3 separate regions of the Homo sapiens genome follow, and all the other regions are linked to region 2. A link is a loop called in an ENCODE intact Hi-C map of the cell type or tissue named here. Cell type or tissue: mammary epithelial cell. All regions are shown on one strand. Region 1 overlaps EML6 (EMAP like 6). Region 2 overlaps RTN4 (reticulon 4). Region 3 overlaps EML6 (EMAP like 6).

Region 1 (2,500 bases), 240 kb after region 2:
TTTAACTTGACATGAAATGTTTTATAATTTTCACCGTTCCATATGACTATTTTCTTCCTGGTGAAATCCTTCAAAGTCCACACCTCTCATTACTCATTTCCTTCTTATCCAAACCAACTGGATAGAATTAGTCACCTCTGTTCATATTTCCATAGCACTTCTCTCACACCACTAACCAAGTCACTTCAAGCTTCGTTTTATATGTAACACTTTCTCCTATTAGATTGGAAGCTCTTTCATCACAAGAATCATGAACTACCTTCCTTATCCAAACTGCCTAGCACAATGTCTGGCACAAAGCAGGAATTTCATAAATAGTTGGTAAAATTGCAACAATTTAATAAATGCTGTGGCTTCCACGGGATTCATGAAAACTGCTCTCAGTTCCATAATCCTGAAGGCAGCTGTGTTCCTGCAGCATAAAGCATTTCAGAGACTATTTAGTGCCAGTACATTTCACTGGAGAAAATATCATTTTAATGAGAGACTGTCAGTTTAGTTTGTATAGCCTACAGGGTCCTAGTTAACACTGAGTAGGAGAGATCCCATTTTTTATTACAAATCTGAAATTAATTCAATTTTCAGCTTTGCTTGCCTAGTCAATTTAATTCTAATCTTCTTCTTGAAGAGGTAACACAAATGAAACTATCAGAGTAGAAAAATAGGCTGCAGTTTTGCTGCCCAGTGTATAATCATTTTATGCCTCAAAGAAACTGTATGGACACTACCTCAGTTAACAGATTATCGGACAACTGTGAGGAACAGCTGCAACCCCAACTGTGTATGTGTCTGCGTGTGTTCACACATATATACACATACATTCACACACATATGTGATAGCTACCATTTTATAGAAGGAATTTTGTAGCAGACGTTCTGAAAATGGCGTTAGCAGCATTCGTTTTCAAAGAAGACATCCCACATCCAGAGTTTCCTGCATCTGTCTTCATTTATGCAATTAGCAATAGAAATATGGTGATAAACAGCTGATGAAGACCAGTTGAGGCAGAAAAGCTGCATAATTTAAAGATTGGCTTTTGAATAACTGCTGACACGGTGTAAGATACCTATGATAATGTATCCGCTCTTGTATGAGTAAGGAATGGTTGCCTGTGGCGTTACGGGACATGTGGTGACTCACAGGATGACAGAGAATGAGCGTGATGAGAAAGAAAGAATTGGAACAGAATACCAAGGGACACTTCATCTAGCCAGTCCAGGTTAAAGGCTTTAGGGATGATCTGGTGAGAAGGTAGAGAGCCTAAACTGTAATTATAACTCCAAAAATGTGTAGCACGCCATTAACTGCTCAGTAAATTACATAGGCTGGATGACAGAACTCATCAGGCCTGATCCTGCCACTGAGCTCAAGACTCATGCATCTAACTGCCCACTTGACATTGTCATCCAGGCCTGTAACAGACATCTTAAACCCAAAACAGAGCCTTTGACCTTCCACTTCCCCACCCCACATTAAACCTGCTCCTCTCTGTGTTTCCATTTCAGTACATGGTACAACCATTCACCAACATGAAGATGATTACTACATCCACAAAAGTGTGACTGTGGGTAGGAAAGGGCCCTGGGGCAATTCAACACAGAGGACAAGCAGAGAAGCATTCAGCAGAGGATACTAAGAAGGCAGCACTGGAAAGTGGGGAGAAGCTGGAAAAGCGTGCAGTCACAGGAATAAGGGGAAGAACATATTCTGAGAAGGAAGGAACGATCAACTGTATCAACTAACGACAGAGATGTGATTACCCCTAGATTTGTGAACATGGAGGTCATAAATGGCATAAACAAAAGCTGATTTTGTGGAATGGTGGCAAGAGAAGCCCAGCTGGAGGCAACTGAGAAGAGACTAGGAAGTGAGAAGTGGAAAGAACAGACACTAGATGATTATGGAATTAAGAAACTTAGTCTGATGTTGGGTGCTAACAAGTCTCCCTAAGAAATACTGTGGTTTCTCTATTACAGAAGCCAAAGGGCAAGAGGCGATCAACCATCAGTTCATTTAAGGTCAATGACCAAATGCAGTAGAGTTCACAGCTATATCATCCCACAGGAATGAGGAACCATGGAACAGAACTGGAAAGCAAGTGGTCCCAAGTGTGCTGGTGTCAACTTTTAGAGTGACCAAATGTCCAACGGTCCCAGCTTACACCTGTTGTCCCAGTGTAATTATTAAGGACTCTCAAAATGTCCCAGTTTGGATGATAAATTATATCCTTATACTATTTATAGTTCACCATCTCCTTATCCAACACTGAACAAGCTCTACATGACTTAGGTTAAGCAAGATCACTATTTAAGTTAGAAAACTGCCCAAGACTGGCCCATGGCAAGAAGCTCAGGACAAATATTTGAGTATACTGATAGACTATCAATTTTACTGAAAAATATTAAAGGGCTTCTTCATATCAGTCCACAGAATGCAAAATTATCTGCATTCAGTCAAGTCTAAAATTCTAAATTACAATAATATAATATAATAGTGGGA
Region 2 (2,500 bases):
TTAGAATATATTATTCTAGTCTACTTTCAATGCACATGTGTTTTGTTTTTGTTTTTGTTTGAGACATAGTCTCGCTCTGTCACTCAGGCTGGAGTAGCAGTGGCGGGATCTCCACTCACTGCAACCTCTGCCTCCTGGGTTCAAGCGATTCTCGTGCCTCAGCCTCCCGAGTAGCTGGGATTACAGGTGTGGGCCACCGTGCCTGGCTAATTTTTGTATTTTTAGTAGAGACAGGGTTTCACCATGTTGGCTAAGCTGGTCCAGAACTCCTGACCTTAAGTGATCTGCCCACCTTGGCCTCCCAAAGTGCTGGGATTAAAGGCATGAACCAGCGCACCTGGCCGCATATGTGTATTTTTAAGAATGTAATAGTGTTTTATGAAATTGGAATCATACTCTATATATTGTTTATAAGCTTTTAAAAACTTTAGTAATGTCTTATATAATGCAAACATTTCCATGTCTTTAAATATTTTGCTGCTGATTTTTTGTACTTAGTGTTCCTTAGTATGGGTATAGTTTAACCAGTCACTTTGCTATTGTTGGACCCTTAGATTGTTCCTTTGTTATTGATAAATAATGCTATTAACCTCTTTATATTTAAATATGTCTTACATATCCCTGAATTATTTTCCATAAATCAATTTGAAATAAAAACCTAGGTTAGTGGGTATGAGCATTTATAAGGGTTTGTATAAAAATTGGCCACCAGAAAAGTTGTACTAATTTTTACCCTTTTATCAGAAGAAGAAAACACCCATTTCTCTACTTTCACCAACAATTCATATTGCTTATTTTTTGATAGATAATATTTTTACATTATACAAAATGCAGAAAGTACAGTGACAGTCACACTTCTTCCTCTCTCTCTGTTGTCCAGCTGCCTAGTGCTGTTTCCTAGAGTTATCTACTATGACTCGTTCCTTAAATATTCTTCTGGACATTCTGTACTAGGTATTTTTTAAAAGCCCTTTACCAGTTTGATAGGTGCAAGTAGTACTTGCTTTTTTGATCTTTGATTATTAGTGAATGTGAACATGTTGGCAGTTTGTATTTCTTCTGTGATTTTTGCTTGTTCATACTCTTTGCCCATTTTTAAATGTAGGTGTTCATTTTTTTCCCTGATTTTATGAGAGTTCTTTACATATAAAGGATGTAAACTCTTGTGTTATAGTTTTCCCTCAGTTTTCTAAAAGATTTTTAGTTTACATTTCAGTGGACATTTTCAGTTTTCACAAAGGAAAATATATTTTTTATTTACTTATAGTTTTAATTTTACACTTAGTTCTGATCTATTTAAAATTGATTTTGGATTCCGATTAGGGATTATTTTGCCCCACGTATTTTTTTGGTGTTAGAGTTGTTTTCCTATTCCCATACTCTGATCTAGCTGCCTAGGGCCAGGCAGCAATCTTGTGGAAAAGCCAGAAAGTTAATGTTTGCCAGATTGCCTTCCATGAACTGGGCAATCAACTGTAGACTACGGGTGTTGGTGCCATCTAGTGTTGCAGATGGAAGATCAAGTCTGTGGAATGATCTATAATTGACTATGTGGAATAAATTCAGTTGGACAGAGAAATTTAGCGAGCTGTGAATATCGTTTTGCACTAACAGATGAGTTTAAAATTTTTATAAACAATTTTGAATATTGACATCTTGTACCAAATCAAACAAATGCTTTAATCATACTACTATAAACATTATGAAATGACCTTAAAGATTCCCCCCAAACCTGGATACTTAAATGAAGACATTAAAGTTTAAGAAGATCTGTTTAGGGCCTAGTGACTATTAATTCTTGAATTCAGAATTTAAAAATGCGTGCTTGAGGCCAGGTGCAGTGGCTCACGTCTGTAATCCCAGCACTTTGGGAGGCTAAGGCGGGCAGATCACGAGGTCAGGAGATCCAGACCATCCTGGCCAACATGGTGAATCCTCGTCTCTACTAAAAATACAAAAATTAGCTGGGCTTGGTGGCACGCACCTGTAGTCCCAGCCACTTGGGAGGCTAGGCAGGAGAATCACTTGAACCCGGGAGGTGGAGGTTGCAGTGAGCCAAGATCGTGCCACTGCATTCCAGCCTGGTGACAGAGCGAGACTCTGTCTCCAAAAAAAAAAAAATGCTTGCTTCAGCAGCACATACTAAAATTGGAATTATACAGAGAAGATTAGCATAGCCCCTGCACAAGAATGACGCATAGAATTTGTGAAGTGTTTCATATTTTTATATAAAAAATTTTTAAAAATGCTTTGGGTGTTTAAGAATATTTGTATGTTTTAGATTATAATGTAAGAAGTTAGCATATTAGTTTTCATAAATAGTGTCACTTTCAGTTTATGAATTTTAGTATTCATTTTTGGTACCTTATGTTAAATTTTTTATAGACTTTAAAATGCTCGTTGTTTTGCTATTTTAACTTGTACTGTCATTCATTTTCTAGACTAAAATCTTTTTCCAGTTCTTAAGATTTAATTCAGTAATGTTGAAGTGCTGTAATTT
Region 3 (2,500 bases), 170 kb after region 2:
CACACACACACACACACACACACACACAAAACCCTAAAGTAAATGCCCTTTAACCAGGATACCATCAAATGTGACACATCTTAAAGACTCTTGGAGGCAGAGAATCAACTCTGCCACCATTCTTTGTGCTTTTTTTTTTTTTTTTTTTGAGATGGAGTCTTGCTCTGTCACCCAGACTATAGAGTGCAGTGGCCCGATCTCAGCTCACTGCAGCCTCCGCCTCCCGGGTTCACGCCATTCTCCTGCCTCAGCCTCCCAAGTAGCTGGGACTACAGATGCCCACCACCACACCCGGCTAATTTTTGTATTTTTAGTGGAGACGGGGTTTCACCGTGTTAGCCAGGATGGTCTCGATCTCCTGACCTCGTGATCCGCCCGCCTCGGACTCCCAAAGTGCTGGGTTTACAGGCATGAGCCACCACGCCCAGCCCATTCTGTGTTATTTTCTTACAAGCGCTGGATGTTTCCTCCACCCCTTGTAATCTAGTTTGCAAAAGAGTGGCTGCTTTTCCTTGACTTAGGATAACTATGTGTTTCTACAGCAGGATTGTTTGTTTTTATTTTTTAGAGACAAGGTCTCACTCTGTTGCCCAGGCTGGAGTGTGGTAGCACTGTAGCTCACTGAAGCCTCGACTTCCGGGGCTCAAAGTAATCCTCCTGCTTCACCCTCCCAAGTAACTGGGACTACAGGTGTGCAACACCATGCCTAGACTAGTTTTTTTTCTTTCTAGAGACAAGGTCTTGCTATGTGGTGCCCAGGCTGGTCTTAAACAGTAGAATGTATTTTAAATACTATATCATCAAGTAAATATAAGATGATAAATTGGTCTTCATGAAAACCTAACCTTCAGAATAATTTCCTTCAGATTTGCTATCAGAGAAGAATCAGTTCAACCTTTAGGAATAACATTGTGTTAAAATTATACGTGGGTGACACTACAGAACAGCTGATGATCATATTAAACAAGTTTAATACATATTTGATCAGAATCTAGATATATCCTACGGAATAAACAGATGCACCATGTCTCAGAAATATGCAAATGAAACTCCAATTTCAATCTCAAAATACCATCAAACATTTATCAGTGAAAATACTATTCTTCACCGACTTAATTTATGGAATCTTCTCCACAAGCCTCTTCTCCAAAAGCATAGTACTCCTTTAAAGTCCACACGTCCCTCTCAGTAGTACTATTTCATCCTCCCTAGGCAGGTCCTCACTTGCCTGAGTCTCAGTATCTTGGATTTTTTGCAGTCTGTTCTGTTCCTTACTGGGTTTGTTATTTGTTTAGGCAGTGAGTTTTTGAATCCGAATTAGAAATACAGAAGCAATATCAATTTCCTAAATACTTTAAAACAAGGCCAGGATGTGATGGGCTCCAATTTGCCTCCCCAGCAGGCACTGTGTCTCTGGGATAGAAAGTATCAGACGTTCGAGGACTTGGCCTCTACTCCTGCTCTAGGTCCAGCTGGCTAGACATAGGAGTATTCTTTCCTTGCTGGGGACCAATTTTTCTCCCCTTAAGATATAGACTGTAATTATGGTGACCAAGTAATCTGTCATTCCAATTAGAACGCCTTTAAGAGGCTCTAAAACTAAATTTACATAATACTTTGAAGTATTTGACTAAGGAAGCAGCTTTCTTATGTTGAAAGACCTACTAAATAGTTCTATCAAAGTATTTTCAATTATAACATTCTAAAAACTGTTTACTGCAAAATTAAAAATCTGGGGCAGAGAGATAAATAGGCAGAGTGATGAACAGGCAGAGTATGGAGGATTTTTAGGGCAGTGAAACTATCCTGTAGGATACTATAATGGTGGAGACATGTCATTACACATTTGTCAAAACCCACAGAATATACGCCACCAAGAGTGAACTCTAACATGAACTACGGCATCTGGGTGATAATGACACGTCAAGGTAGCTTCACCCACTGGAACAAATGTACCACTCTGGTGGGGCACATTGATAGTGAGGGAAGCTATGTATGTGTGTTGTGGGTGGGAAGGGGTATATGGTAAGTCTCTCTACATTCTCAATTTTGTTCTGAACCTAAACTGTCCTAAAAAATAAAGTCTATTAAAAAAAAAATGGCAAGGCACGGTGGCTCATGCCTGTAATCCCAACACTTTGGGAGGCTGAGGCAGGCAGATCGCTTGAGGCCAGGAGCTTGAGACCAGCTTGGCCAACATGGTGAAATCCCGTCTCTACTAAAAATAGAAAAATTAGCTGGACATGGTAGCACGCACCTGTATTCCCAGCTACCCGGGTGGCTGAGGCACGAGAATGGCATGAGCCTGGGAGGCGGAGGGACTTGCAGTGAGCTGAGATTGTGCCATTGTACTCCAGCCTGGGCGACAGAGCAAGATTGTCTCAAAAGAAAAAAAAAAAAAAAAAAGCCAAGACAAATACTAAACCAGCTGGGATGCTGGGACAACAGAAGGGGTAATTTGGGGTACGCGGACATCCTAACTATAATCTTGATCTTAATC

What was found. A loop is a pair of places that touch in the nucleus more often than their neighbours do. Peaks named below come from ENCODE experiments on the same cell type or tissue, not always from the same donor. Only the 100,000 strongest peaks of a DNase experiment are listed, where the experiment ranks them.
Region 1: a loop joins it to region 2, with 4 times the contacts of the local background. A loop is called at or near these places in 2 of 110 quality-filtered maps.
Region 3: a loop joins it to region 2, with 4 times the contacts of the local background. A loop is called at or near these places in 3 of 110 quality-filtered maps.

Annotation. Positions count from the first base shown.
Region 1 is chr2:54,769,963-54,772,462 of GRCh38, reverse strand. All of the region lies in intron 2 of EML6 (EMAP like 6), which reads right to left. Among named protein-coding and RNA genes, the nearest start is that of EML6-AS1, 20 kb to the right of the region's middle. In mammary epithelial cell, no CTCF peak of the experiment used is centred here; DNase peaks (open chromatin) are centred at 122 and 1,132; H3K27ac peaks cover 1,440 bases.
Region 2 is chr2:55,014,144-55,016,643 of GRCh38, reverse strand. The region is part of intron 3 of RTN4 (reticulon 4); the gene reads left to right. It also overlaps the pseudogene RNU6-433P. Among named protein-coding and RNA genes, the nearest start is that of RTN4, 35 kb to the left of the region's middle. In mammary epithelial cell, a CTCF peak has its summit at 1,498 (motif pointing left); a DNase peak (open chromatin) is centred at 1,473; H3K27ac peaks cover 1,337 bases.
Region 3 is chr2:54,841,493-54,843,992 of GRCh38, reverse strand. The region is part of intron 7 of EML6 (EMAP like 6); the gene reads right to left. Among named protein-coding and RNA genes, the nearest start is that of EML6-AS1, 92 kb to the right of the region's middle. In mammary epithelial cell, no CTCF peak of the experiment used is centred here; no DNase peak of the experiment used is centred here.